Regions from separate parts of the Homo sapiens genome. Here regions 1, 3 and 4 are each linked to region 2. A link is an interaction called in ENCODE POLR2A ChIA-PET data of the cell type or tissue named here. Cell type or tissue: CD4-positive, alpha-beta T cell. All regions are shown on one strand. Each heading gives the region's core, and the rest is flanking DNA. Links, peaks and the distances in the headings are about the cores only.

Region 1 (7,610 bases), core at 74-4,073, 100 kb after region 2:
TGACATAAAGACAGACATATAGACCAATGGTACAGAATAAGGAGCCCAGAAATAAACTCTCATGTATATCATCAAATGATCTTTGACAAGAGTGTCAAGACAACACAATGGGGAAAGGATAGTTTCTCAACAAATGGAATTGGGAAAACCGGATATCCACCTGCAAAAGAATGAAATTGGACTCTTGACTGTACAAAAATTAACTGAAAATGTATTAAAGACCTAAATGTAAGACCTGAAGCTATAAAACTCTTAGGAGAAAATATAGGAGGAAATCTTCATGACATTGGATTTGGCAATGATGTCTAGTGTATGACACAAAAGCACAGGTGACAAAAGCAAAAATAGCAAGTGGGACTGCAAAAACTTCTGTGCAGGAAAGGAAACAATCAACAGAGTGGAAAGGCAACCTGCAGAATGGGAGCAAATATCTGTAAACCATAGATCTGATAAGGAGTTAATATCCAGAATATATAAAGAACTCCTACAACTCAACCACATAAAAATAAATAATTCGATTAAAAAATAGGCAGGCTGGGTACAGTGGCTCATGCCTGTAATCCCAGCACTTTGGGAGGTGGAGGCAGGCGGATCACCTGAGGTCAGGAGTTCGAGACCAGCCTGACCAACATGGAGAAACCCCGTCTCTACTAACAATACAAAATTAGCTGGGTGTGGTGGCGCATGCCTGTAATCCTAGCTACTCAGGAGGCTGAGGCGGGAGAATCGCTTGAACTCAGGAGGCAGAGGTTACAGTGAGCTGAGATTGTGCCATTGCACTCCAGCCTGGGCAACAAGAGTGAAACTCCGTCTCAAAAAAAAAAAAAAAAACCAAAAAAACAAATTAATTGCAGCTTTTGCCATTTTTTTTTAAATATGGAAACCACAATTACTTTTGCAGCAATCTAATAAAGTAGTCAAACTCCTAGAAACAGAAAGTGAATGGTGGTTAACAGGGGCTGGGGGAGAGGGGAATAGGAAGTTCTTTAATAGGTGTTTCTGTATGGGAAGATTAAAAAGTTCTGGAGATAGACCATGGTGATGATAGCACAACATGTGAATGTACTTACTGCCACTGAATGGTGCACTTAAAAATGGTTAAGATGGGTCCTGGGCAGGGTGGCCCACTCCAAGGCCTGGGTGCAGTGGGAGGGTCCTGACGTGGTGTCCCTAGAGGCCCTCCCTGCCCCTTTCTCCCCCTGAAAGGCGTGTGTCCCCTCTCTGTACCTCGCTGGAAGCCCAGCCGCTGGCGCAGCACGTGTTCCTGGCATACCAGGCTCACGTGCATGTTAGTGAGCCACAAGATGCAGGGATGGAGAAGAAAGCCTTCGCCTACCAGTAGCTGCCTGCTAGGCACCAGGGGATGGGCTGATTTGCTCCAGAATGAATCCACATCAGGAATAGCAGTTACAATTGAGGCCGCCACCTGATTAAGTCTGTAGTAATCTCTCATTCTCCAGATCTGCCTGTCTTCTGCAAAGGCCAAACAGGCCAAGTGAGGACACCTTGAGATGGTGGACCCCCGCCAGCTGGGAAGAGGACCCTCACCTGACCATGCTGATGCTCTGATTGCAGACTTCCAACCTCCAGAACTGTGAGAAAATAAATATTTGTTGCTTAAACCACACACAAAATGGGCTAAGATGGTGAATTTTATGTATATTTTCCCACAGATACACACATACACACAAGATATACTTGAACAACACCCGCGGGGATTCTGATTAATCTGGGGCTTGGGAAAATGCATTTCAAATATGCGACTGAGGTGGTTTTGATAGGGGTAAACAAGAAGTGAAAGAAACAGGAAGATGAACTGTTACCCGTAATGTGAGAAACCTATGAGGAAGCTGAACCACCCTGTGGGGTTCTGTCACTGGGAGTGACTTCCTGGTGTTCTGCTGAGCTACTCATTTTTCACTGTTTTGGTTATTGAGGTTGAACTGCTTGAATGAAAGGTGCGATACTGGGCTCTGGGTGGGGAGAGCAAAATCTGTTAATCTCAGGGGAGATGATCAAATACAAGAAGTGCAGAACTGAAGCTCTCAAAGGGACCTTGGTAACTTCTAGCAGCTCAGCTCTCCACTTCCTCCTCTGTGCAGTGGGAAAATGAAGCCCAGTTTACGTGTTGTTATTATAGAGACCAAATGAGATAAAAGGTGTGAAAGTGTTTTTTACTTTTTAATCAATTACTCAGTTTACTCATAGGGTGAGTGCTTAAATATGGGCTCCATAAAGGGTCAGGGCAAAAGTTCTCAACCCCGAGTACATATTAACATTACTTGAGGAGCTTTGAAAAATACCCAGATTGACCTCCTCCCCTCCACGATTCTCAGTCCACTGGTCTGGGGAGGGCACCGAGTTTGGGCATTTTTTAAAAATCTCTCAGGTTTTTCTACTGGCAGCCAGGCTTGAGCACTACCCCTCTATTAGTGGTGAATTCTAAGTGGTAAAACGGGAAAGGCTTAATCAAGAAGGACTTGTTTGAGCTAGACCTTATGTAAGATTTGAGGAATAATATTTTGGGACTAGGTAGTATATATACACACTATAAAATTTAGAAGTCTAAAAGGATTTATCATGAAAAGTGTATCTTCTCTGTCCTTCTCTCTGGAGGGGAGTCAGCAACTCTGACCAGCTCTCTTTATTTTTATTTTTTTGAGACAGGGCCTCACTCTGTCACCCAGGACCCAGGCTAGAGTGCAGTAGTGTGATCATAGCTCACTGTAGCCTCGACCTCCCAGGCTCAAGTGATCCTCCTGCCTCAGTCTCCCAAGTAGATGGGACTATGGGTGCACACCACCACGCCCGGATAATTAAAAAAACATTTTTTTTTTGTAGAGATAGGGTCTTCCTATGTTACCAAGGTTGGTCTCAAACTCCTGGGCACAATTGATCCTCCAGTCTCAGCCTCCCAAAGTTCTGGGATGACAGGCCTGAGCCACTGCGGGCGGCCTTGACCAGCTCTCGTTTATAATACTGGAGATACTCTTTACAGTTGCTATTAAGGATCTTGTCAGATTGGTCAGGGGAAAGGAGAGGAAAAGAGCAGGTGTCATTTTCTGTTCCACAACCTTCCACTAGGCACAGAATATCATTTGGATAGGTATAACTTGATTGAGGAAATCCATTTAAGAAAAAAATAGAAAGTTGATTTTCAGAATAGGGCTTTCTTCTTTCCCTCCTCCTCCTCCTCCTTTTCAGTTTCTTTCTTTCTTCCTGTCACAGTAAATTCTGAGCAGCTTGAATTTTTAAAATTTAACTTTTTATTCTGAGGTAATTGTAGATTCACATGCAGTTGGTAAGAAATAGTACCAAGAGATCCCATGTACATTTTGCTTAATTTTAATTCATTTTCATTCCAGTACTAATCAAGATATTTCAGATCAAACTCTCTAGTACTGTTTTGAAAAACTACAACCCAGAATTGAGAGTGAGGTTGCAGGAGAGGGCGGGGCTGTGGAGGAACAACGTGTTTTCGTGTTTTCGGTCTTCCCTCATTGTTTCTGGGAAATCACAACTAACATGCAATGTGCCCGTGGCACAGTCCCAGCTGGGGACTAATTAAGACTCTCTGGCAACAGATGCTGTCCGCTCGTTTATATTAATAATGTCCTCCTTTGTGTGCTGGACATGCCAGGGCAAAGGAGGCCAGCTCGGGGAGAGGCTCTCTACCAAAGTGGAACCAGCAGTTTCTACCTGGGTCCTGACTCCAAGTCAGAATATGAGAAAACACTGCACTTGCCCATTCCAGATCCTGCCTTCCTGGTCTCCAGACTCAGGGAAACTAACAGATGGAGGCAGCAAGCCATTCCTGACTCTCAGGTGTCCACGCTGACTCTGAATGGTTACTGGATTCCTGGATAGCACAAGCCCTCTGTCAAACGTGATTCACAAACACAGATCACATGATGACAGAGTAACTGCGGTCCTTCTCTGCCTCTTCCTTTTTGTACTGCATTGGCAGGAAGGAACACCTGGTCAGAAGCAGGTGGCTGGAAGAAAGAGGTTTTAATCTTTTTCCAGTCCAACTCATCTTCCACAGCAGTCACCTGCATACTGTGTAACAAGTGGCCAATGCATTGAAAATGCAAACCATCAGGCCTGAGATTTTATGGGTAAGAAGGTTGCTGGATTATGCATTTCCCCGCTATGGACGTTTTGGCCCAGTATTTCGTTCTTATGCTTATGTCATTTGTGTTAATATAATACATCTGGATATAATAATACTTGGTATTTTTTTGTCGTGTGTTTTTTGTTTTGTTTTGTTTTTTGTTTGTTTGTTTTTGTTTGAGACAGAGTGTTGCTCTGCCACCCAGGCTGGAGTGCAGTGGCGTGATCTTGGGTCACTGCAACCTCCGCCTCCTGGGTCCAAGCAATTTTCCTGCCTCAGTCTCCTGAGTAGCTGGGATTACAGGCACACACCACCACGCCCAGCTAATTTTTGTATTTTTAGTAGAGACGGGGTTTCATCATGTTGGCCAGGCTGGTCTCCAACTCCTGACCTCAAGTTACCTGCCCGCCTTGGCCTCCCAAAGTGCTGGGATTACAGGTGTGAGCCACTACACCTGGCCTATGTGGTGCTTTTGGTAAGGGATCTGGTACCAACACGTTAGGCTTCATCACATTTGTTAAGGTATTTAAAATATACAACGGAAGAAAGAGTAGAACCCGACCACTAATAAACATGATCCCAGGCTTCTATAATCATGTGAAGTAGAACACTATGCACACATATGAAATTTAGGCACGCTCTTTTCTAAACTGATGATAACTACCATTTGTTAATATATTCTGGGCAGAATGTTAATGTTTTGCATGACTTCATTTAACCCTTACAACAAGTCTATGATATATGCTGTTATTATGTCCATTTTATTGTTGGAGCAACCGATGCCTGCAAAGGTGAAGTTATTGCTCAAGGTCCACATGGCTGGTGGGTGAGGCAGGGTTTGGACCCAAATCTGTCTGGCACTGAAGCAGGGACTCTTTGTCTGTGTTATATATACAGCTAGTGAAGCCTTTGGACCTCTTCTCAGAATACTATTTTCAAATGCAAAAAATAAAATACACAGTACAAAGAAAAGCAATTCTCTGTCACCCAGGCTGGCATGCAGCAGTACGATCTCGGCTCACTGCAACCTCCACCTCCCAGGTTCAAGCAGTTTTTCTGCTTCAGCCTCCTGAGTAGCTGGGACTACGTGCATGTGCCACCACGCCTGGCTCATTTTTGTATTTTTGGTAGAGAAGGGGTTTCTCCATGTTGGGTAGGCAGGTCTCAAACTCCTGGCCTCAAGTGACCCACCCGCCTCGGCCTCCCAAAGTGCTGGGATTACAGGCATGAGCCATGACACCTGGCCTTGAAATACCGAAGTATAGTTTTCAACTGCGGTAGGCAGCCTCAAAGGTGGTCCCTACTCATGGTATTTATTCCTTCATGTAATCTCCTCCCTTTGAGTTGGGGCTGGACCTAGTGACTCACTTCTGATGAACAGAGTATGGGAGAAATGATGGTATGCCACTTCTGAGATTAGGTTCCAGAGAGATTGTGGCTTCTTGAATGCTTTCTCTTGCTCTCTCTTGAGTTGTTCCCACTTGAAGAAGCCAGCTGCCACGTCCTAAGGTAGCTGTAAGGTGGAGAGGTCCATGTGTCTAAGACCTGAGGCCTTCCAACAACCACGTGAGGGAGCTTGGAAGCAGCCCCCACTTTGTGCGGTCTTAGAGAACAGAGGCCCTGGCTGACACCTTGTTACGGCCACGTGACACAACTGGACCCAAAACCACCTGGCTAAGCTGCACCTGCCTTCCAAACCCACAGATAACAAATGTTTGCTGTTTTTAATCACTTGTGAAGTAATTTGCTATGCAGCAATAAATAATATGTCAACCTATTAAAATAAAATAAATTTGGGATATATATGTGGTCTCAGTGAGAAGGCATGTCTGAAATATAGGCAAATTAAAGTTAGATTTTTATATTTTAAGACATATTGGCATGAAGGCTATTGTTCCTTGGCTTGAATAAGAAGATTAGAAAGTGCGACAAACTTTGTCAAGTGTAATAACCACATTTTCTAGTTTCTGTATTTGATATTTGACATCTGGGGCCTTGTGACCCTAGAGAGACTGCCATTCCCAGGGCTAGTCAATACCTAGAGATAATAAATGCTTCACCCACCTGGGAGCGTGCATTTCATATGCAAACCAGCTAGTCCAGAGCTCATACCCAAATCACCTTCTTTTTTTGAGACAGGGTCTCACTCTGTTGCCCAGGCTGGAGTGCAGTGGAGTGATTTAAGTTCACTGCACGCCTGGCTAATTTCTGTATTTTTAGTAGAGACGGGGTATTGCCATGGTGCCCAGGCTGGTCTTGAACTCCTGGAGCTCAACTGATCTGCCTGCCCCGGCCTCCCAAAGTGCTGGCATTACAGGTGTGCACCACTGTGCCCGGCTTCAATCATGTCCTTTATTGTTTTCTTACACTCTAGGCCACTGTCTGCCTGGCCTAATCACCCCAGGGCCTGCTACCTGGCCCCTGACAACTAGAGACACTCCCTCCACCCCAGAGCCCGCTGAAATTATTCAAGCCAGCCAATGTGAGGCCTACTTACCCTGCTGCCCACTCTGTTCCTTCTCGAGGAGACCAAAAAAGGCTCTTGCCCATATATTCCCGTCTCTGCCTCCTGACTGACCCCAGTGTTCTACATGTCACATCCCTCAGCCCCATGGCATGGTGCATCCCCTTCTCTTGGGATCTGTGAATATAACCAACTGTCTTGTCAATGGCAGTCATCTCCTGATCTGTTGGCCTTGCAATACCTAAATAATATGAAAACCTACATTTTAAAACAACAATGCAATATGCATGTCTTCGTAGACATTGTCTATTTTATTTTTTGTTTTGATAATTACAAGTGTTAAAGATCTTGTTTCACAAAGATATTTTGTTGCAAATGAAATGACAGCTTTCATATCTGATTTTTCAAGGCTTCTCTCAAGGAACACCAGAATTATCTAAGACTTTTAAAGTTCGACTCCAATTTTCTCTTTTTTGTAACAAAAGTCTTGCTCTGTCACCCAGACTGGTGTGCCGTGGTACGATCTCGGCTCACTGCAACCTCCGCCTCCCGGGTTCAAGAAATTCTCCTATCTCAGCCTCCTGAATACCTGGGATTATAGGCACGTGCCACCATGCCTGGCTAATTTTTGTATTTTTAGTAGACATGGGGTTTCACCATGTTGGCCAGGCTAGTCTCGAACCAATACAACTTATATTAAAAAGGATATGACTGTGAATTTATGGTTCAGCTTTGATGCCATTATGACAGAAATAGTTGTTGAAAGAGTTTTAAGTGTCTCTAGATGTACTTAGCTTTCTCTTCTTAAATAAATGGACAGAGAACTTTGTAGACATGGAATTACGGAGAAACAATGTATATCTCTGAATGAGCAATACAGAACACGGGAGAAATAGGCTGATAATTGCTCAATAGCACTGATTATAAGAAGACTGTGTACCTATCAGGGGTCTAAAAACTTCAATAATTTTGAAGTAGTAGTGAGTGAAATGATATTTCAAGGCATGTCTAACAATTGAATTGGCTCTAAAA
Region 2 (7,610 bases), core at 1,704-5,703:
GAGAATATGTATTCAAATTTCTTCTGCATTTCATCTTGGTTATCAAATACCAGAAAAAATATGAAAGGCTAATTATCCGTAATGTCAAGTGGCTATCCCTAGGTGATTGGCTGATAGACTTTTTGTTGTTGTTGTTTTGTGATAAGGTCTCTTTGTTGTCCAGGCAGGAGTGCAATGAATGGCACGATCATAATTCACTGCAGCCTGGAACTCCTGAGCTCAAGTGATCCCCCCACCTCAGCCTCCTGAGTAGCCGAGATTACAGGTGCACACCACCATGCCTGGCTAATTTGTTTTCGTTTTCTGTAGAGATGGGGGTCTCACTATGTTGCCCAGGCTGACCTTGAGCTCCTGGCCTCAAGTGATCTTCCTGCCTTGGCCTCCCAAAACACTGGAATTACAGGTGTAAGCCACCACCCATGGCCGATAATTTTTTTTATAATTAGCATTTATTTCTTTTATAAGCAAAACAAGAAATATCCTTTTCAGAAACAAAAAGCAAATCCAGTGACTAGAAAAAAAATTTTAAGGGGTCATACCAGGCCAGGCACGGTGGCTAACGCCTGTAATCCTAGCACTTTGGGAGGCCAAGGCAGGTGGATCCTCGGTGACAGAGCGAGACTCTTATCTCCAAAAAAAAAATAAAAAAATAAAAAAAAAGGAGGGGGCAAGTCATACAAATGATACTATAGCTGTTTGTATTTTTTTCCCTCTTGGCCCTTAGCCAATGCTTGGCATGAAACTGGTATTCAATAAATAAAGATGATCCTACAACTCTTTCAGAGGAAAAACATGTTCATTTAACACCCTTATTTTTTCAAGAAGCCTATATTCTGTTTTTTAATATAATAACAGCAATCTGAAGATTTCAGAATAAAAACCACCCTGCAATTATGTAATTGTTTTTCCTTTACCTGACTGTATTTACTTAGTGTATGGCATATGTGTTTTTGTATTCAAATTGGCTAATGTTAGACTTCATAGCAGTTTGAGTCCTGAACATTTTCTGAGTGCCTTTGAAATCCACTCAGTGGCCATCTCTATATTCTATAGTAAGCAGCTGTATCGGCTGGGTGTGGTGGCTTACGCCTGTAATCCCAGCACTTTGGGAGGCTGAGGTCGGGAGTTCGAGACCAACCTGAACAACATGGAGAAACCCTGTCTCTACTAAAAATACAAAATTAGCTGGGTGTGGTAGTGTATGCCTGTAATCCCAGCTATTCGGGAGGCTGAGGCAGGAGAATCGCTTGAACCCAGGAGGTGGAGGTTGTGGTGAGCCAAGATCGTGCCATTGCATTCCAGCCTGGATGACAGAGCGAGACTCCGTCTCAAAAAAAAAAAAATTTATATATATATATATGTATATATATATATGTATATATATATATATATATGTATCAGCTGTATCTCAAATATCCATATGCTAACTGCCAGTTAGTTTGTGTGAACATTACTTCCTCCATGTAGTAGCCTCAACAGTCTTTAGCCCAACAGTCAACATTGTATGTTTCTGTTTCCTTCACTACTTTTGTACTTTTGACTTCCTCTTTTGAATGTGGGAGATTGCAGGGACCCAGGTGCTTCTGTGAATATTAGCACTAGGAACTGGAGCAGAATGGGGGGCCCCAGGAGGTTTCTGATGCTATTGTAAGTTCCTTTCTAGCACAGATTACCTATATTGGTGGAGAAGTCTACTCGGCTTATCCCTGCGTAGAAGAGTAGTCCTAAAGGGAACTGCTATCCAGGACTTCCATCTGTCACTTCTAGCTGATTCTAAAAAGGGTCTAATAACTTCTCCCGTGAGATATCTTATTCAAAGAAATACCTTCTTGAAAGTTATAAAACAGATGAGAAAGCAAACACACTCATTTGTACGCGCCTCTGTGATCATTTAAAAATTCAAGGTATCTTTTAAGTTGCAACAAATGTAAAACAGAAACAAATGTAAAATTGTTGCTTGTTCAAACAACCACAATTCTCTTTGCTTCAGCCATGAAGTCTTTAGCCTTAGCCATTCAAGGTAAAAGGTCAGCAATAAGTGGAGAGAAAACGTCCTTGAAAATCTAGAGTTCCTAGGACCTTAGGTACCAGCTTGTCTCCTTAGTTCAGTGGTCCTCAAAGCTTACTATTAGTAAAACCACTTGGACTGCTCTTTAACGTGTAGATTTCTAGACACTGCTCAGAGATTGTGACTTAGATAGAATGAGCTAGGGTTGAGGAATCTGTACAATGTAGAATTCTACACACTGTTCAGAGATTGTGGTTTAGATAGAATGAGCTAGGGTCTAAAAGTCTGTAACGTGCACCCGCAGGGCTGCTGCCCTTATGCCATAGGCTTTTGTCCTATGAACTAGAAAAACGTGGCCCTTCTCACAGACACGGCTTGGTGAGCACGTAGCTGCTTCGGTGAGAATTCGAAAAACGGTACACCTTCCTCCATGCGATGAAGCCCATGCTAGACCCTCTCGCATTCCCGGGAGCACATTCCAAACTAGCTCCTCTCCCTTCAGGTGCGGGCCTGTGCAGTATCCTGGGCACTTCACAAGATTCTAATGCCAGTGGCCTTGCAGAGCACATTTTGTAACCCACGACCAGTGGCCTTATTTTTCTTCTGTTACTAATAACTACAGATCCAATTTAATTCAGCAAATATTTTATTGAGTGCCAGGGTGTGTAAACGTGTTGGGCTGGATTTGGTAAGGGCTAAGGAGATGCCTGAGGTTTCCTATCTGTGGCCAGCAGTTCTGCCCGTTGTGGTGTGACCACACAGCTGTTTTGTTCCATGCCATCTTTAACCCCACAGGAGCAGAGAGAGTGATTAAAAAAAAGTTGGCAGGGGCCACCTTGGAAAATGCAGGAAAAATGGGGGCAGGAGGTAGTGAAATGGGAATCTTGGTGGGCAAGCTTTGGAGAATGAGACTAGAATACCTTTCTTTAGGAAGTTCTGTGGAATGGTCTCAATGTCAGGAAATCTTGCAGTATTTGGCTCATATTTTAAACACCTTAATTTTATCTATTAGTTAAGAATCAATCTTGTATTTGTCTCTCCTTTCTATGAGCACTTCACTCCTGAGGACAGCCCACTATCTTAATAAAATACATTAATATTAATATAATACATGATATTAATTATAGTAATATTAATACATATTATTAATATTGATTAATCCAGATACTAGACATATTATTGAGATTTTTCTCTTCTACTGTTTATTGATGTTAAATTTCATTTTTTTGCTTTGATTGAAACATTTCCATTTCATAATCTCTCCATCTCTCTTTATACATATAAATGAAGCACCAGAATTTAATTTTGAAGAATTCTAGTCTGTTTTTCTTACTTTCATAGTGAGAATTCAAGAATTCTTATAATTCATTAGCTAAATCTACAAAATTCCATATCTTGTTTCTAAATACTTTGAATGGATAAAATAGAATATTTGTAAAGCAGAAAGAAATTAGACCGGCATAAGTCAACATGCATACATATTGAAATAAAGAGTGAAATTAATGATCATGTTACTAAATACAATGTATAATATGTGTTTGCTGCAGAAAGCAGCAATTGATGAGGATTCAAGGCTGGGATCTTACACTACTTTGAAAAGCCTGGCATTTGGCAAAATGCTTAGCAAGAAATTGTTGAATTTGACTAAATGTATAAATTTAAAGCAATTAGATAAGAAAACCTTAGTCTTTTAGCTGAAACTCAAAATATAACATGCTAAGAAAAAAACAAGAAAATCAAATAACTTTTAAAGAAAGCTTTTTTTTTTTGAATGCTAAGTTTTTAAAACAAGTTCTTACTTGTAAAGTACTTACAATTAGTAAACAAGGTTCCGAGCAGGAAATGTCTTGTGGCCTGGGAGAGAATCTCACCACAAATGAAAACTACGTGAAAGGGGAGAGGTAACTGTGTTTCTATCGCAGGGCATAGTACATAGAACAGTTTCAGACGCTCTTATTGGCCAGAGTAATCCAGCAGAAGTGGTTTCAATGTGTGTTTCTCTTATCTGGAGAATGAATATATCTCTTGCCAAATAAGGTGTGTTTCTTTTCCTATATTGTGTTAGGTACACTGATACGTCTTTTTAATGGGGAAAGGATTTAATTCATTATATAGTTTGATTGGTTTTACATGTCTGGCAGAGCTTACTGTTGTTTTTTTGTGTTTGTTTTTTGTTATCTTTGTGGGGAAAAAAAAGATCATTATTGTTTCAGATTATATAGTAGTTGGCATCTCAAGCATCCTTTAATGGTATCAACTTACAGATACTGAACATTAAAATAGGCCAAGCATTATCAATGACTTGTTAATGACTTTGATAGTTAGGCCTTATTTTTTCAATTTTAGAGGTGAGGAAACAAGCTCAGATTCTTGAGCTGACTTTCAGAGGCCACATAGCTAACAAGTTACTCACCTAGGATTTTAGCTCATGTCAGCTCAGCTCCAAACTATGGCTCTTTTTACAATGTTGCATCCAATTTCTTTGTACCTTTTTAATTATTCTTCTTATTGGTGGTATTACTATTTCTTTCTTTTGAAATTTTTATTCATAGTCTTTGAATTTCTGATCCCATAGTTTAAACTATCAAAAGACAAAATTACAACAAATTTAGTTTAGAAGATGTAATTGCCTTTTATTTGCAATTCTAGAATCAAGCAACACATCATTCTATAAAATAGAATGAGTGTCCTGGTGAGTATGAAGAAAGCGGAAACAGAGAAAAAAAGATAGATTGGTTGTTTCAAAGTTACTTTCCTTATAGGACTAAAACAGAGAGGACTTCCTTACTACACTGACTGAGGTTGACTGAAATCTCCTGTTTTTTGGAAAACTGGTCCATTTCAAAGTTCAGTTTGATTATATGTCACTTAGCACAAGCGACTTCATTCTGGTTTGGTCTGATTTTCTGGGGCCTAGAGCAGGAGGCTAGTCCATAACAATGGCCTCTCATAAACTTTGTTTAACAAAACCTTTCAGAAATGAGGGTGGGCCGGCACAGTGGGAGGCCCAGGCGGAGGACTGCTTAAGGTCAGAGTTCAAGACAAGCCTGGCCAACACAGTGAGACCTTGTCTCTAAAAAAAAACAAAAACAAAAACAAAAAATTAAAAAATTAGCCAGACATGGTGGTAAGTGCCCGTAGGCTTGTAGTCCCCGCTACTTGGAAGGCTGAGGCAGGAGGATTGCCTGAGCCCAAGAATTTGAGGTTACAGTGAGCTGTGTTGTGTCACCACACTCCAGCCGGAGTGACAGCAAGACCGTGTCTCTAAAAAAAAAAAAAAATTAAGAAATGAGAGTGGCCAGCTTTCCTGTCATTCACTCTGAAGTTTTTGCGGATGGGAAATCTTTCCCACTAGAACAAGGCTATTGTGTGAGGTTGTACAGTGAGAATGTGTGGCATTATGGCAGACTCTAAGTGCTTAGAGTCCCTTTTCAGTCCCAATTCCTAGCTGCCATCTGCTAGCCACTTAACATTTCTATGCCTCAGGTTCCTTGTCAAATGAGCGTAATAATTGCACCTACCCCACAGGATTGTAGGGAAAATTCAAAAAATTAATACATGCAAAACATTTAAAACAGTGCCTAACACATAATCAATATTAGGGGAAACAAAGAAACAAAGAAATCTGAAGAAGGAGAAAGAAAAAGAGACATGTGGAATTCCAGATAGCCTATTTTCTTCCAAATACTATGTATAAACTCCACAATAAAAAGATGGCAACATGGCCAGGTGTGGTAACTCACACCTGTAATCCCAGCACTTTGGGAGGCCAAGGCGGGAGGATCACTTGAGCCCAGGAGTTTGAGACCAGCCTGTGCAACATAGTGAGATCTCATCTCCTTTTTTCAAATAAATAAATAAAATAAAAAATTAAAAAATTGAAAAATCAAAAAGATGTCAACAAATATGTACTAGTTATTTATTGTATTAAAGGGGGAAAGTACATCTTAAAAATCGGTAAGCTTGGCCGGGCACGGTCACTCATGCCTGTAATTCCAGCACTTTAGGAGGCCGAGGCAGGCAGATCACCTGAGGTCGGGAGTTTGAGACCAGCCTGACCAACATGGAGAAACCTCGTCTCTACTAAAAATACAAAATTAGCTGGGCGTGGTGGCGCATGCCTATAATCCCAGCTACTCAGTAGGCTGAGGCAGGAGAATTGCTTGAACCCGGGAGGCAGAGGTTGTGGTGAGCCGAGATCACGCCATTGCACTCCAGCCTGGGCAACAAGAGCAAACCTCCGTCTCAAAAAAATAAAAAATATGTCTGGGCGGGGTGGCTCATGCCTGTAATCCGAGCACTTTGGGAGGCCGAGGCGGGCGGATGACCTGAGGTCGGGAGTTCGAGACCAGCCTGACCAACATGGAGAAACCTCGTCTCTACTAAAAATACAAAATTAGCCGGGCTTGGTGGCACATGCCCGTAATCCCGGCTACTTGGGAGGCTGAGGCAGGAGAATTGCTTGAACCTGTTAGACAGAGGTTGCAGTGAACCGAGATTGCGCCATTGCACTCCAGCATGGGCAACAGAGCGAGACTCTGTCTCAAAATAAATACATAAATAAATAAAATAAAAAATAAAAAAATAACATCCAGGCCGGGCGCAGTGGCTCACGCCTGTAATCCCAGCACTTTGGGAAGCCGAGGTGGGCAGATCACAAAGTCAGGAGTTCGAGACCAGCCTGGCCAATATAGTGAAACCCCGTCTCTACTAAAAATACAAAAAAATTAGCCAGGCATGGTCGTGGGCACCTGTAGTCCCAGCTACTCGGGGAGCTGAGGCAGGAGACTTGCTTGAACCCGGAAGGTGGAGGTTGCAGTGAGTCGAGATTGCACCACTGCACTCCAGCCTGGGTGATAGAGCAAGACTCTGTCTCAAAAAAAAAAAAAAAAAAAAACACCACCCAGCCTTGACAAAGTTTTACAAACTGATAGTAGACTGGTTGATTTTTGGTGGCATTATAAATTGGTACTATCTTTTAGAAAGGCAATATTGGCCACATAGTATATAGAAGAACAAAAAAAATACTTACATTTTGGTCCTCCAGTTTCATCAAGAGTGAGTGCCTTCTTAAATTCTGTGCCCGTAGGGACCTTGTTTGCCTCACCCTGGTCCTGGTCCTGAATGAATGCATGAAGGAAAGAGGTCAAATTACATCAAGGCCATGTCCATCTTTACCATTATGTTACCCAGAATGGGGAATAATGGATCTTATATGTTCAGTCCATCTTTTTAAGGTATGCTGGGAGCAATTGGAGGGCAACACAAGGTGATATATTGCAGACAACTAGAAAACGTGAACAGAGCCACATGCAGTGGCTCATGCCTGTAATCCCAGCATTTTGGGAGGCCGAGGTGGGTGGATCACTTGAGCCCAGGAGTCTGAGACCAGCCTGGGCAAGATGGTGAGACCTGTTTCTACAAAAAATATAGTAGCTGAGCATGGTGGTGCACACTTGTGGTCCCAGCTACGTGGGAGGCTGAGGCAGGAGGATCACTTGAGCTCAGGAGCTCAAGGCTGCAGTGAGCTGTGTTTGTGCCACTGTGTTCAAGCCTGGGTGACACAGCAAGACGCTGTCTCAAAAAAAAAAAAAAAAGATCA
Region 3 (7,610 bases), core at 3,161-7,160, 98 kb after region 2:
AGGGCCATCCAAGTCATTTCTTCGATGGCTGCCTTAGGTATAACCTCTGGGCTTGGATTGGGAGCAGGCAGATTGGTCACCTTCTTAACATACTTTAAAGCTCTTTTGACAGAACTACAGGGTTCATTAGAAGATATAGCCTGAAGCCTTATAAGAGTCCAAGACCAACTACACTCCTTGGCTGGAGTAGTCCTCCAAAATAGATGGGGATTAGATCTTATAACGGCTGAAAAAGGGGCCTCTGTCTCTCATTGAGTGAGGAACATTGCTTCTATCTCAACCAATCAGGCCTAGTAAGAGACGCTGCTGAAAAACTTAAGGAAAGGGCTAAAAAGCTAAGGGAATACCAAAACAACCAAATAGATTTTTGGTTTAGGAACAAAATCCTAACATGGGTCATCCCATTCCTGGGGCCTCTCCTAATGATCGTCTAGGACTAATGTTCTTACTGTGCTTAATTAAACCTTTTCAAAGATTTTTAACTGACAGGATCATGGCCAACTCACAGACAATTACCCAAAAACATCTACAGACAGTCTTACTCCTATAATCAATCCAAGACCAAAGAACTCTCCGCCTGCCGCCCCTCAGCAGGAAGTAGCCAAAAAGAAAATGCCGCCCCTAGTTCTTTTTATAACTATAGGGACTGGATTGACAGAGCAGTAGCATTGCTATCTTGGACAAATGCCACCATTTTAAGTTCCCCTTGATTTAAAAAAAACCACCTAAATCCAGCCCCAAAACATCAGCCTAATGGCTAATGTCACCATAACCAAAAACATTCCAACCCTAAGATAAACCGCCCTCTGACCACAAACATGCCAACCCAAGATAGCCTCCCCACCCTGCAATAAACATTCTAACCTGAGACATTCCAGAGACATTCCAACCCTGCAATAAACTTTCCCTCACAAAGAAACATTCCAAGCCTGCGCCTGCGATAAGCTACCCTCTTCCTAAACCCTTAAATACCCTTAGTCTTTAAAAGAGAATGCTCCTGACTGAAATTGGCTAGAAGCCTCTCTCAGGTTTATTCTCCAAAGTAAACCTGTCTTTGACTGTTGAGCCACTTTTCTTGTTTCTTTCCTCTTTCTTTAACTCTTACATATAGTATGATTCCTTTTATGTAAAATTATAGATAGATATATGAATATATAGTGAGATGCATCAAGGAAATGCCATCAAAATGTTAATAAGGTTTATCTCAGGTGATGAGAGTCCAGGTGATCGGAAGTTTTGGGGTGTGGTTGGGGAATCCTATTTTAGGATTGTAGGCAGCTGTTTTCAGTCCACATTTACTCAGGAGAACTGATGGGGTGGGCCTACAAGAATCTATTCTCATGAGGACTCAAAAAGCCCCCTAGGGTATAACTCCTTCCAAGAGAAAAAGAATTAGGGGTCCTGCGTTGGGGTCAAGAACAGTGGCTCAGTATGAGAGGGGAGGGAAAATTATGAGTACATGGTATCTATCTTGCAAATGAATAACCAGTCAGCCTTAATCCATGTTTGCATTCTAGGGAGGGGACCTCCAAGACACGGCCAAGTGAAGCCAGAAGTGCAGTTACAAATTTGCTCATTCTGTCTTTCATTCAGCAAGTATTTACTAAGAGCCTACTAAGTGTCCAGCACTGTTCTAAAAGCTGAGGATACAGTGGTGAACCAAAACAGACAAAACTCTCTGCCTTTGTGGAGCTTATGTTCTAGTCCTTTCTTTCCCCTTGAAGCACAGAAAGCATGTCTTCTTACTATTCCAGTCTTCTTCTTATTCTTATACATCTAGTGCTCCAGAGCAAAGGAAGAATTAGCTTGCAGCAAGAATTTCAGCAGGAATTCCAGAAGAATTTGTGACACATGTCAGGCACATAGTAAGTATTTATGTAATGACACAGCATTTTCAGCTTTGGATTATGATCTCTGGGTGTTTGTGGATGTGTCTGATCTTCCCTTTTGGCTGTATACTCCTTGAGGGGAAGATGGTATCATAGACCGAGTAGGAGCTGCCTATGGTATCGTAGACAGAGTAGGAGCAGATGGTTGCTGCCCAACAGTTGTGAATGACACACTGATCCAGGGAGTAGAAATAGAAATGGAGATGAAATTGGACAGATGGACACATCTTTGTGAAGGGATCCTCAGAGGATTTGGTGACTCACCCAGGAGCCATGGTGAAATGAGAAGGAGAAGAGAATGGATTCCAGGCTTTGGCCCCAACTGGCTGGCAGAACAATACCATTAGAACAAATGTAGGAAATTTCAAAAGCAAAACTGGCTTTTGTAGAGGACTAATAGTTTTAGATATTTTGTTTAGGTGACATTATTGGAATATCCAGGTGGAAATATTTAGCAGCTAATACGAAATGTACATCTGAACAGAGAGGGGGAATCTAAGAGTTTTCTGTTGAGGTGAGAGTTGAGGTCGTGATGGTGAGTGAATGAGTCACCAAGAAAGAGAGGTGATACTCCCAGGACTTATGGTCAGTCCAGTGGTGTTACTTACTGACCACGTGGCTCTGGGTATGCCATTTAAGGGCTCTAACCTTGTGTCTTCAATTCTGTGAAGGGCTAATAATGCCCGTCTTTCCTCATTCAGAATATTAGCATGACAAGATATGGGTGGAAGTGATTTGCAAATCAGTAAGCACAATGCAAATTAAGGCTTTTGGTAAAGGATGGAGCCTGCCTAGGGAGTGAACACTGGGGTTATGACCTTGCTTTTTCACCTCATCAATACACACCCACTCGTGCTTCAGATCTCAGTCCCAGTCTTCCTTGACCACTCATGGCCCAGTGTCCCCAGCATGGGCAGTCATTGCAAGTTGACTCTTGTTACTGTGATGATTTGATCCACACCTATCTCTTATTTCTCAGTTGCACCCCCGGGAGCAGGCTTCACATCTATTTTGCTCCCTGCTGAGAGTGCCTCACTCCATCAATATTCACTGAATGAATAGAAGAGAAAGAAGCAAGGGAGCAAAGGCAGCAAGAAGTATGGAGTCAGAGGAGAAAGAAAAACAGAAAACCACAGCTAGAGACAAAGCTGTAGAGAGCTTTTCAAAAAGGAGGCATGATCAGCAATATTGAATGCTTTAAGAAACAAAAGCAAATGAGGAATTTGAAAAGCTCTGGATTAACTGTATTTAGAACGTTGCTGCCTAAAACAATGGCTGAAATATGACAAGAGACAAAGCTGTTGGATGAGGCTAGTCTGATTTCTAAAGAAGGTATATGTAACTATTGAAAACCCATTCTACTACCATTAGGCATTGAACCCTAGGTAACCTTGCCTTGTGAAGCAAGAAGACAAAAGGCTTATTACTTTGGCAGAGTAACTTGAATGGAGCTGGAGAACTCTGTGAGCCGAAACCAGGTGTGTATTCACCCCGACAGGTCTGTAGTCATTGCTAGAGAAGCTTTATCATTGCTAGGCCTTTGTTCAAAACCCAAGCATTGCAATAAATTTCAGTTCAATTACTTTGATTTGTCTCTGGTGAAAAAGCAGAGTTAATTGGGGTTCATGTACTTCGTACAAATATTTAATAACTTCCATACACTATTTCATAGCGTAGACAGTCATTTTCTAAGGTCAGTTTTCATCTTTGCGATGTGAAATATTTGGAAGATATTTTATTCCTATTTGGTCCTGCAGACCTGTTCTTATGTTTGCAAGAATTCTGGAGGGAAGGACACCCCAAGCTTTCCATACACAGCCATAAAATAAAATACAGCATCTTTATTTCATGGTGGCTTCCTCAGTGTATTGTAAAGACTCTGATAGCTACATTTTTAAAATTATGGTAGAAAACACAAAAAATTTACCTTAATGATTTTTAGTGCATAGCTCAGTAATGTTAAGTATATTTACACTGTTGTGCCACCAATCTCCAGAAACTTTTCATCTTGCAAAACTGAAATGCTCTACCCACAAAACCACAATTCCCCCTTTCCTCCTCCCCCAGGCCGACAACCATCCTGATGGTTACATTTATTTATTTATTTATTTATTTAGAGATGGAGTTTTGCTCTTGTTGCCCAGGCTGGAATGCAGTGGCATGATCTTGGCTCACCGCAACCTCCGCCTCCCAGGTTCAAGTGATTCTCCTGCCTCAGCCTCCCGAGTAGCTGGGATTACAGGCATGCACCACCACGCCCGGATAATTTTGTATTTTCAATAGAGACGGGGTTTCTCCATGTTGGTCAGGGTGGTCTTGAACGCCAAACCTCAGGTGACCCGCTGGCCTCGGCCTCCCAAAGTGCTGGGATTACAGGTGTGAGCCACCGTGCCCAGTCCTACTTTTCTTTTTTTTGGACTGGTCCCTAAAAGCTCTGCCTGGGTGGGTGACCTTAACACATCCCTGGGAAGTGAGGATGTGACCAGAGTCACTAGGTACCCATAGAAATTAGGGCAATGTTTTGGCTAATTCACAGAATCAGTAGCTTCATACAACCTTAAACAAAGAGAAAGCAGTATTCAGTGCTGGATTCATAAACATCATAAGACTGAATCCAGGTAAAGCAATTTCATTCCCAGGTATTAGTCAAATGCCTTGTGCTTGAAGGAGTGGGCAGATTAACAGCTGGAGGAAATGTAGAGCTGATATAGGTCAGGTGGTCATCCATTTAGTTAATATGTATTGACTGTGCCTAGGCTGGATTCAGCACTCGAAAATAAAGTAGCACAAGGCACTTGCAGTCTAGAAACTATAAAGCAGACAATAAATACGCGTTTATTTGCAGCCACTTCCACAATTTCCTACGCGCTTACGGGTATCCTTTTTTCCCTCAAACTTATTTTAAATGGCAAAGATATAGATGACCATATCCTCAATTTTAAAATCTCATCTTATTTTCCACTAAGCAGTTATTTTATAACATTAGTGCTTAACGTGTTTACCATTTAAATGAATCTGTCTTATGACCACTGGATGTCTACCGAGCACTTAGAAGTCAGTCTCATTTACTCCTTAGAAATGCCTCGGAGGAGAATATCATTATCATTTTTATTTTGCAGATGAAGACATAGAAGCTCAGAGAGGCTGAAGGACTTCCAGAGTCACAAAGCTAGAAGGGGGCAGAGTTCGGATTAAATGTGGGTGTTCTGGTTACATTTGGAGGTCCTCTTTACGTCCCCATACATTTGGCACAGCTGGAAAGTTGTCAGCCACTCATCAATGCGCATGTGTATTGCACACTTACCGAGCAAGGCATTTGAATGCTGCAGCAAGTGTGAAAATACAGTCAGTCCCTTACTGAGCTGACACTATAGTGAGGGAAGGCAGATAATCACAAACGAACACACAACTACAGACATGCTAAGTATTGCAAAGGGGTGCTTTGGAAGAATGAAACTCAACAACCCCACCTAGGCTGAGGTGTGGGTGTGGGTGGGGGTGGTGGAGGGCGTGACAGACAAGAATTTTCCTTCTGAATACAAAGCTTCAGGACTGTGTTCTTAATCACTGTTGACTGCAGCCAAACATTCAAGTTGGTTTTGTTCTGTAGGAGGGTTTGGTTACTGCACAGGTGGAGTTAGTTGAATTGTGGGCACCCACACCAGCTGAAACCTGTTTTGATATGCGCACAGTGTGAAACACACCCTCTGTGAGGTTTCTGCTTAAATATACACGATTTGGTGCCAAAATTAGAATCAACACCTGGGCAAGGAAGTAACACCTGACCTATCACTTACTATGTTAGTGCTACTTTCAGCAAAGGAAAGGACAAATATGGTCCTGTTTGGGAGGGGAAAAAAAGTGCCGTTTGACTTGATGCAAATCTTGAGAAAATGATGTCTACTCTGCTCTCTTCCCCTAAATTGACACAATCATGGGAAAAATGGACAGGAAAGCATTAACAAGACACAATTGTAAAAGTTAACAGTAACACAGGCAAGAATCCACTTCTCTATTAAAACCAGGGAGCAGGTTTCTTCAGATAGTTTCATGGTGTACCTGGTTGTTAATTAGTATTAATTTCACTGAACTATATGAACATTAGCTATCCTCACTAGATGTTCTCAGGCCCAGAATGAACAACATGCTCAGTGGACCACTGGACCAGACACTTAGTTTTTAAGACATGGCAAAGACTTTCTCTCTGCTGCTCTTTCTGCAGATTCCAGTCTGGGACACCGGGAACCATGGTTTCCAGACTTTTGAGAACTGTCTCAATTTCAGATATTCCGTTTCTGGTCAAACCACAGCTTCTTGGAGACAAGGGACTGCCATGTCTCATATGTCACTGTGTATCTGTCTCCAACAGAGTGTTTGCATATTGTACATAATGGATTAATTGCATGTCTGCCAATACAGAAATAATCACCACAGTTATGAGAGACATTTAATAAAACCAGAGATGTTGGAGTGTCAGTGCAGACTTGCCATTAAGTAATTAACTGATATAATGAATAAACAGTTATTGAGCACCTACTCTGTGTCAGGCACTGTTGTAGATACTGGGGTTACAGAAGCAAATGAAACAGGCAAAAATTCTGCCCTGGTAGAGCTTAAGTGAGGGAAACAGATAAATAGGAAAACTAAATCGATTATGTGGCATATTAGATGGTAATAGAAAATATGGAGAAAAATACAATAGGGAAGTATTGCAGTGGGGTTGTTTGCAATTTTTGATAGGGTAGTCAGGGAAAGTGACATGTGAGCAGAAATGTGGAGGAATTATGCAGCGAGCCAGGCAGAGACCTGGGGAAGAGCCCTCCAGGCAAAGGTACTGCATGTGCAAAGGTCCTGAGGTGGGAGCATGCCTGGCACTTTCAAGGAAGAGCAAAGAGGTCAGGATGGCTTGAGTAGAGAAAACATGAGTGAGAGAAACAGGAGATAACCGGGGTCAGAACACGTAGGGCAAGCTTGTCCAACCCGCAGGTACCCACAGGCCTCATGCAGTCCAGGATGGCTTTAAATGCAGCCAACACAAATACGTAAACTTTCTTAAACCATCATGAGATTTTTTTTTCTTTTAGCTCATCAGCTATCATTAGAGTTAGTATATTTTATGTGTAGCCCAAGACAATTATTCTTCCAATGTGGCCCAGGGAAGCCAAAAGATTGGACACCCCTGATGTTGGGTTTCATAGGCCACTGTAAAGACTTCAGCTTTTATCTGAGTCAGAGTGGAAGGCACTGGAGAGTTTGATCAGAGGATAATAATGATGATAATATAGTCATGCATCATTTAACAACAGGGATACACTCTTGAAAATGCATTGGTAAGCAATTTTGTCCTTGTGTGAACATCATAGAGTGCACTTACACAAACCTAGATGGTATAGCCTACTACACACCTAGGCTATATGGTATAGCCTAGTTCTCCTAGGTACAAACCTGTACAGCATGTTACTATACTGAATACTCTAGGCAACTGTAACACAATGGTATTTGTGTATTTAAATGTAGGAAAAGTATAATAAAAATACAGTATAAAATATTAAAAATGGTACACCTATATAGGGCACTTACTGTAAAAGGCGCTTGCAGGACTGGACATTGCTTTGGGTGAGCGGATCTCAACTCATACCCCAGAATCCCTGCTTGTCTGTGCTCCCATAGTGTTTACACCCTGTAGCACTTTTTTCTATCTGTTATAATTACAGATTTGGC
Region 4 (7,610 bases), core at 1,459-5,458, 140 kb after region 2:
AGTGCTGGGACTATAGGCATGAGCCACCACACCCAGCCAGAAAGTTATTTTTAACTCAGGTTTATTTACAAAGAAAATGTATGACAGACCTTATGTAGTTCTGGGCCGCGAAGCTGCCTCAATGAACTCTCCATCTATTGAGCTTATGGTAAATGTTCCACCATCTTACTGGAATCCACACTAACGGCCAAAGAATATGTAGACTCGAAAGTATGTATGCTTTTTTTTTTTTTTTTTTGAGACAGAGTTTCACTCTTGTTACCCAGGCTGGAGTGCAATGGCACGATCTCGGCTCACCGCAACCTCCGCCTCCCGGGTTCAAGCGATTCTCGTGCTTCCGCCTCTCAAATAGCTGAGATTATAGGCATGCACCACCACGCCCGGCTAATTTTGTATTTTTAGTAGAGACAGGGTTTCTCCATGTTGGTCAGGCTGGTCTCGAACTCCCGACCTCAGGTGATCCGCCTGCCTCGGCCTCCCAAAGTGCTGGGATTACAGGCGTGAGCCACCGCACCCAGCAAAAGTATGTATGCTTTACAAAATATTACACTTACATTAACACACCTGATTCTATCCTGAAGTAGAGCCAAAAGTCTCTGTAATCTGTTTAATAGATTCAAAATAGTAGGGAGAAAATCTGAGCAAATCATCGTACTGTTTTGTTGTCCTCCCTCCCAAACAATGCAGCAGCTGAGTGGTGGCTGGATTGCCAGATTCTGGGGGTGCTGGTTTGCCCAGTATTTTCATAGTTGAGTGCAGATACTCCCATGCCCTGGCAAACCAGGAGGTTTGCTCACCCTAGCTGGGGGATAAGCAGGCCTTACGTGCCCACCTAGGAAGGTCTGAGTTTATCAGTACAGTAGCATCATGAACAAACAGCCACCAGGTACAGCTTCCTAGAAGCCTCTTTCCTCAGAGAAGAAAAGACAAGATAATCATCCCCCTTAAAATGGCAGATTTGCCACTGGATCCAGTTGCCTTGTGTTTTCCTCATCACTCACACTGTGGTGGGTGTCAGCTGGAGTTCCAGGCCCTCCAGACCAGGGTTGAGGGTTTTTTCACCTTGTACCCCAAGGAGGCAAAATAGAGTAACAGTCAAGAGTGGAGGCTGCGACTCCTGACCACCTACGGTCAAATCGCTGCTCTGCGCCTTCCTTAGGAGTGGTGGCTTTATAATTGTCAACTTGGCTAGACTGAACTACATGTCCCACAGTTCTTCTGCCTGCATGGCTCTGGTTAGGGTGGGCCACCAGAGACATTCTTCAATCAAGACCCTCTGCATCTGTAAATTTATTAAGTCTGAAAACTGGGTAAAAGGCTGTGACTTTTTACTATGATGATGCAAGCTACATTTTTGACTACCCATCCATTTTGTTCCTAGGAACACTATGATCAATTACCACCACAGATCTTTGTGAGCTAAGGCAACTGGTTAGCACTATGTTCCTGCTGCCCTGTATTGTAAATATGTCCACGCTTCTTGTCTTTGGTGGTTAAATGCAGTCACTTTGACTCTGCCTCTCTGGGATTCCATCATCCCCATTGAAATCTGGAAGCCTCTCTCAATGGTCGCATTCTTTACAGCCACACGTAGCCTGCAAAGGAGACACCCACAGAGCTTTTCCAGTCTGCTGGTGCCTTAGTGCAGGGAGTTGTCTCCTGACTCTTTTCCTGGAACATGCTGGGGGCTGGGCATGCAGTTTGCACATGGTAAATCCAGTCCCATTTGCCTATCGCCCTAAGCCTTTGGAGTCTCTCTTCCATATTGTGACAGGAAAGCTGTCTAGTTAAAGTGCGCTCATAGGAATGAAGTTAGCCTGCTCTAGTGTTCTATCCCACTATTCTCATTCGAACATCTTTAGGATGTACTTCCACACATGTTCCCCAGGTCTCTGAAGATACACATTAGAAAAGTGTGGCAATTCTTTTGGCGTATAAACTATTTCTTGCTGGGTCATGGTGGATCCCTGTCCTACTGGAACTTGCTGAGCTTTGGCAATAATCATGAGTCTAGTGGCAACAAGGGGTGGTTGTGGTAGATTTAGAGAATGAGTAACTCCTTTTAAGGCATCTGTCCCCAGATGAGCTTAACACAGATATTTAAGCAGAGGAAGGCTAGTCTTCTACCAAGAGCAAGCTACTTCCACAGGAGAGGGAAGCTCAAAACTATACATTCAACTATTGTTGTAAGTCAGCAACCCACACCCTTAAATTTTATGTTTAATTTTTTAGCAATATCAGCCCTCTGGCTGTGAGCAATAAAAGATTCTTTTAGGGCTATCCTCAAAGCTCTGTCGTCCTCTAACAATGACTTGAGCTCAGAGTTAAAGGATTTGGGTTTGTCATTTTTCTGTTACTACTCAAGTATGCTCAGAAAAATCTGTCCCACAGTACATTCCTTACAGGCATCATGTACTGCCGTAACAGTTAGTTGCAACTGCCATTTGGGCTCCTAAGACACTTGCTTTGGTTACAACTTCATTACAATTAGCCACAAGTGCTAGCTTGATGTGTGATGTCCCTGCATGCCACAGGTCACTAGCTTCCCATTTCCCATTGCTAAGGAGTTCAGCACTGTGCTGAACTCCAAGGACAGGGTCAGCCCTCAAATCCCACCTCCGCAGGTCTATCTCCTAGGACTACTCCCAGCACCATTTTGTGGCAGTTGGATTCTGTACTAGTCCAGAATCGGAGTGTAATTTGAACAGGGAAAGTTTAATAAATAGTATTAACTAGAGGAGGGGAATAACTAAAAGGGGTAAGCAGAATGCTAAAGAGTACTCTAGAGCTGAGAAAAATACTTGAGGAAGAAGCAAACTTGGAAGGGATTCCTCTGGTCAAGCTGGAATTCAAGCTCTGCTGGAGAAGGTGTGGCTGCAGTCCACTGGAGGGTGGACAAGTTTGCTGGGTTGATCCAGGCCAGAGCCAGTCTAAGTCACTGGACAGGCAGGTAATATTCTTCTAGGGAGCAGGGGGACGGAGGCTGGCCAGAAAACCACAGTTAGGACTACCAAGTGGGAAACATGTCTCTGGGATGCACGTGAGAAGGTTGGCAAACCACTCCGAGGTGTAGGAGAGGGCTGAGGCTAGTGGATGGACCTGTGCAGGGATTGAGGGCATCAAGAACCCCTTTACTGACTGCTTGTCATGAAGCCTGGTGTTAGGAGGGCTGCATGCAGCCAGGTGGTCACAGAACTGGAGCTGGTGGCTTGCCAAGGGACTGTGCCCTCTCTGTGCACACTGGTATGTTAGTTTGCTAGGTCTCCCACAACAAAATACCACAGACTGGGGGGCTTCAACAACAGAAATGTATTTCCTCACAATCTGCAGCTAGAAGTCCAAGATCAAGGTGTTGGCAGGGCTGGTTACTTCTAGGGGCATCTTTCCTTGGCTTGTCTTCCACCAGTGCCTTCACATGTTTCCTTTTGTGGGAGTCTGTGTCCTCAACTCCTCTTCTTGTAAGGACACCAGGCATATCAAATTAGGGCCCACACTAGTAATCTCATTTAACCTTAATAACCTCTTTAAAGACCCTATCTCCAAATACAGTCACATTCTGAGGTATTGCAGGTTAGGATGTCAACATGAATTTGGGGGGACACAATTTAGCCTGCAATAGTTGGGGAGGAGCATTACTGGATGTCCCTGCCATATGTTGCTTACAGCCAGGAGCAGAAGCAAGAAGCAAATGGAAACACGCCCGACCAGGAAGAAGCCCTTTCCTCCTGCAGGGTCCCTCCAGCGCCCTCTACTGAAAAAGTCTGACATCCCACTCACTGCAAAGGAGAAAAGTCTACAGGATTCAACTCCACTATTGCAGAGTAGATAATGAAGGACGGATTTAGAGCTGAGAGGCAATAAATTAATAACAAGCACACTGGTTCTTCAGCTTTCCCAGCATTTCTGTGAGTTTTCTAATGTCCTCCAGAGAAAATGTGTGCCTAAACTGACCGGTTTACAACTGAGAACACTGGCAAATTTGCAGTTTCCCACTTTTTTTTTTTTTTTTGACAGTAGTTATGCATTATGGTACCTTCAAGTTCTCATTTTGGGAGGGATAAACGAATTTTCCCTGGAATTTTACTATTATGATAAGTATAAATTAAAATTATCTCCATTTAACGTGGCATGGTAATGGGCTATGGAAGCAAGAGCAGAAATCTAGCTTTCCTGTTGTTCCTTGTATCTGCCTGGTTCATCCCTGTTTCAAGGCTGATACACTTGCTTTTCCTTCTTCCTGGAACTCTCTTCCGTCAGGTATTCACATAGCTCCATCACATCAATTAAACCTCTGTTCAACTGTCACTTGGAAATCCTTCCTTAGTACTCTATCAAAAATAGCCTCCTTTCCCCATAACTCTCTTTCACCAGGCTTTAGTTTTCTTTATAACAACTTACCACTACATTATATTATTTAAAGTAGCCTATGCACTTATTTACCTACAGAGTTACTCACTTATTAAAATGCAAGTTCTAGGAGGGTAGGGATATGTCTTGTTCACTGAGGTATCCTCAGAACCTAGAATAGTGTATGGCATATAATAGGTACTTGATAAATATTGATTAAGTGAAGGGCTGTAGGTTTCAGAAAAGAGTTGGTTTTTCCAGAACACAACTCCATATGCAGGCATATCTACAGCAATGAAAATTTAGCCCCTAACTTAATTAGGATGGCAACAATATAATTCTGATTATTCTCACCCTAACTTGGTAAAAATGACTTTTGTTCACTTTTTAAAAATTGTGGTATAGTTAGCATACAGTAAAATTCACCTTTTGTGTGTGGGTACAATCCTAAGAGTTTTGGCAAATGCCTATAACTATGTCAAACCATTGCAATCAAGATATAGAACAGTTCCATCATCCTCCGAAATCTCCTCCTTCCCTTTTGTAGTCAGATACTCCTCTGACCTCCAGTCCCTGGCAGCCACTGGTCTGTTTTCTGTACTTACAGTTTTGCTTTTTTCAGATTATCACACAAATGGAATCATGTAGTATATAGTTTTTTGGGTTTGCCTTCCTTCACCTAGCATAATGCATTTGAGATTCATGCATTTTGCTACATATATCAGTTGTCTGTTCCTCTTTATTGTCGTATAGTATTTCATTATATATGTACCGTAGTTTGTTTATTCTTTCACCAGCTGAAGGACATTAAAGCTTTTTTTTTTTCCAATTTGGGATTATAATGAATCAAGCTATTATTAACATTCATGGACAGGTTTTTATGTGAACGTAAGTTTTCTTTCCTCATGGGTAAATACCTAGGAGTGATTTTGCTGGGTCTTATACTCAGTGCATAGTCAATGATAAGAAATTGCCAAACCAGGCCGGGTGCGGTGGCTCATGGCTGTAATCTCAGCACTTTGGGAGGCCGAGGTGGGCAAATCACTTGAGGAGTTTGGGGTGGGTGGTCCCAGCTACTTGGGAGGCTGAGGCAGAAGAATCGCTTGAACCTGGGAGGTTGGGAGGTGGAGGTTGCAGTGAGCTGAGATCACGCCACTGCATTCAAGCCTGGGTGACAGAGCAAGACTCTGACTTAAAAAAAAAAAAAAAAAAAAAGAAATTGCCAAACTGTTTTCCAAAGTGACAAAACCATTTTGCATTTCTACCAGCAATGTATAAGAGTTCCAGTTACTCTACATCTTCACTACCACTTGCTATAATATGGGATGGCTGTGGACTATGGAAACAAGACTAGAAATCTGGCCTTCTTGTTACCCGAATCTGCTTCATTCATCCCCATGTCAAGGCTTATGCACTTGCTGTTCCAACTTCTTGAAAAACGTTCATGTGTGTAACTTCCATTCACATTTTATTTTAAAGCAGAGCCTATCTATGCACACATAAAGACCAGCTAAAAACAGAATGAAGAAAATCAGAAACATGAATACATGAATGAGAAAAAATTATAAAATTGTATCCCTTTCCTTACATTCTTCCATGTTTCAGAGATCTTAACAATTTTCAATTAGTAATTAATTGATCTGTGCTAAAAACTTTTTGATTTGTAACATGTTTTTAAGTGGATTTGTTTAAAATACTCAGTGTGTATTTTGGCCAGGCACGGTGGTTCATGCCTGTAATCCCAGCACTTTGGGAGGCCGAGGAAGGCAGGTTTCCTGAGGTCAGAAGTTCGAGACCAGCCTGGCCAACATGGTGAAACCCTGCCTCTACTAAAAATAAAAAATTAGCCAGGCATGGTTGCATGCGCCTGTAATCCCAGATACTTGGGAGGCTGAGACACGAGAATCGCTTGAACCCTGGAGGCAGAGGTTGCAGTGAGCTGAGATCATGCCACTGCACTCCAGCCTGGGTGACAGTGAGACTCTGTCTCAAAAATAAAATAAAATAAAATAAAATATTTAGTGTGTATTTTTAGCAGTATTTAAAAAATATTGATCAGAGCCATAAACTTCCTGCAGATTCTAAAGTGTTAAAATGTCTTTAACACTTTCCTCTCTTCAAGGAAATGATGTAAACTGAAAGCAATTTATGTTTATGAGGCATTCCTGCAATGGGACATGACCTCTGATCCCAATAATTCTTTCCCAGATGCTGTGTTGACATTTCTACTGCTTAAGTATAAAGCAAGTAAAAGCCATGATTATTTCAGTTTGTTACTATGCCAATGCTGCCTAAGAAAAAAATTACTAACTTGAATTTTCAAGATTGTTGAAGAGTTTTAAACGAGATAAACAAATATAAATCTAGTTAACATTTGCATGCATTACTTTCCATTTCTTTACATGAATTTATACTTCGTTAATGGGTAGGATATCCCTAGATATATATATATATATTTTAAATATTTTTTTTTTTGAGACAGAGTCTTGCTCTGTCCCCTAGGCTGAAATGCAGTGGCGTGATCTTGGCTCACTGCAACCTCTGTCTCCTGGGTTCAAGCGATTCTCCTGCCTCAGCCTCCCAAGTAGCTGGGATTATAGGCACCTGCCATAATGCCAGGCTGTTTTGTATTTTTAGGACACGGGGTTTCACCATGTTGGCCAGGCTGGTCTTGACCTCCTGACCTCAGGTGATCCACCAGCCTCGGCCTCCCAAAGTGCTGGGATTACAGGCCTGAGCCACTGTGCCTGGCCTTATTTTTTATTTTTTTGACACAGGTCTGAGCCACTGTAGCCAGTGGGATATCCCTTTTAAAATTCATCTATAATTTTTACAAATTCTCCACTTTTTGTCCCCACCTTTCCCCCACCCCTCTAAACTAACACCATTTAAAAAACTCAGGCTTAGAAACTGAATGTTAAAATTGTTCTCCTGAAATAGAATCTGAAAAATCAGCTTCCTCTTTTTTTTTTTTTTTTTGAGATGGAGTCTCACTCTGTCACCCCGGCTGGAGTTCAGTGGCGCCATCTCGGCTCACTGCAAGCTCTGCCTCCCGGGTTCATGCCATTCTCCTGCCTCAGCCTCCCGAGTAGCTGGGACTACAGGAGACTGCCACCACGCCCGGCTAATTTTTGTATTTTTACTAGAGACGGGGTTTCATCATGTTAGCCAGGATGGTCTCGATCTCCTGACCTCGTGATCCGCCCGCCTCAGCCTCCCAAAGTGCTGAGATTACAGGCGTGAGCCACCGTGCCCGGCCTCAG

The links. ChIA-PET counts read pairs that join two places held together with the same protein. Peaks named below come from ENCODE experiments on the same cell type or tissue, not always from the same donor. Only the 100,000 strongest peaks of a DNase experiment are listed, where the experiment ranks them.
Region 1: POLR2A ChIA-PET joins it to region 2 with 17 read pairs; 16 of 35 experiments call an interaction of 5 or more read pairs at or near these places.
Region 3: POLR2A ChIA-PET joins it to region 2 with 112 read pairs; 16 of 35 experiments call an interaction of 5 or more read pairs at or near these places.
Region 4: POLR2A ChIA-PET joins it to region 2 with 11 read pairs; 15 of 35 experiments call an interaction of 5 or more read pairs at or near these places.

The regions. Positions count from the first base shown.
Region 1 is chr4:83,215,976-83,223,585 of GRCh38, forward strand. No RefSeq gene overlaps it. Among named protein-coding and RNA genes, the nearest start is that of COQ2, 65 kb to the right of the region's middle. RefSeq lists enhancers at 1,033-1,102, 3,560-3,819, 5,529-5,628. In CD4-positive, alpha-beta T cell, for the core only: no CTCF peak of the experiment used is centred there; DNase peaks (open chromatin) are centred at 1,276, 1,876, 3,476 and 3,916; H3K4me3 peaks cover 1,287 bases; H3K27ac peaks cover 3,248 bases.
Region 2 is chr4:83,110,844-83,118,453 of GRCh38, forward strand. PLAC8 (placenta associated 8) reads right to left here and starts at 3,886. Exons shown (of 5, transcript NM_016619.3): 1 at 3,823-3,886. RefSeq lists an enhancer at 1-23. In CD4-positive, alpha-beta T cell, for the core only: no CTCF peak of the experiment used is centred there; DNase peaks (open chromatin) are centred at 2,328 and 3,908; H3K4me3 peaks cover 2,578 bases; H3K27ac peaks cover 3,543 bases.
Region 3 is chr4:83,207,060-83,214,669 of GRCh38, forward strand. No RefSeq gene overlaps it. Among named protein-coding and RNA genes, the nearest start is that of COQ2, 74 kb to the right of the region's middle. RefSeq lists a silencer at 5,539-5,588. In CD4-positive, alpha-beta T cell, for the core only: no CTCF peak of the experiment used is centred there; a DNase peak (open chromatin) is centred at 5,602; H3K27ac peaks cover 1,772 bases.
Region 4 is chr4:83,249,256-83,256,865 of GRCh38, forward strand. No RefSeq gene overlaps it. Among named protein-coding and RNA genes, the nearest start is that of COQ2, 32 kb to the right of the region's middle. In CD4-positive, alpha-beta T cell, for the core only: CTCF peaks have their summits at 3,758 (motif pointing left) and 3,961; a DNase peak (open chromatin) is centred at 3,726.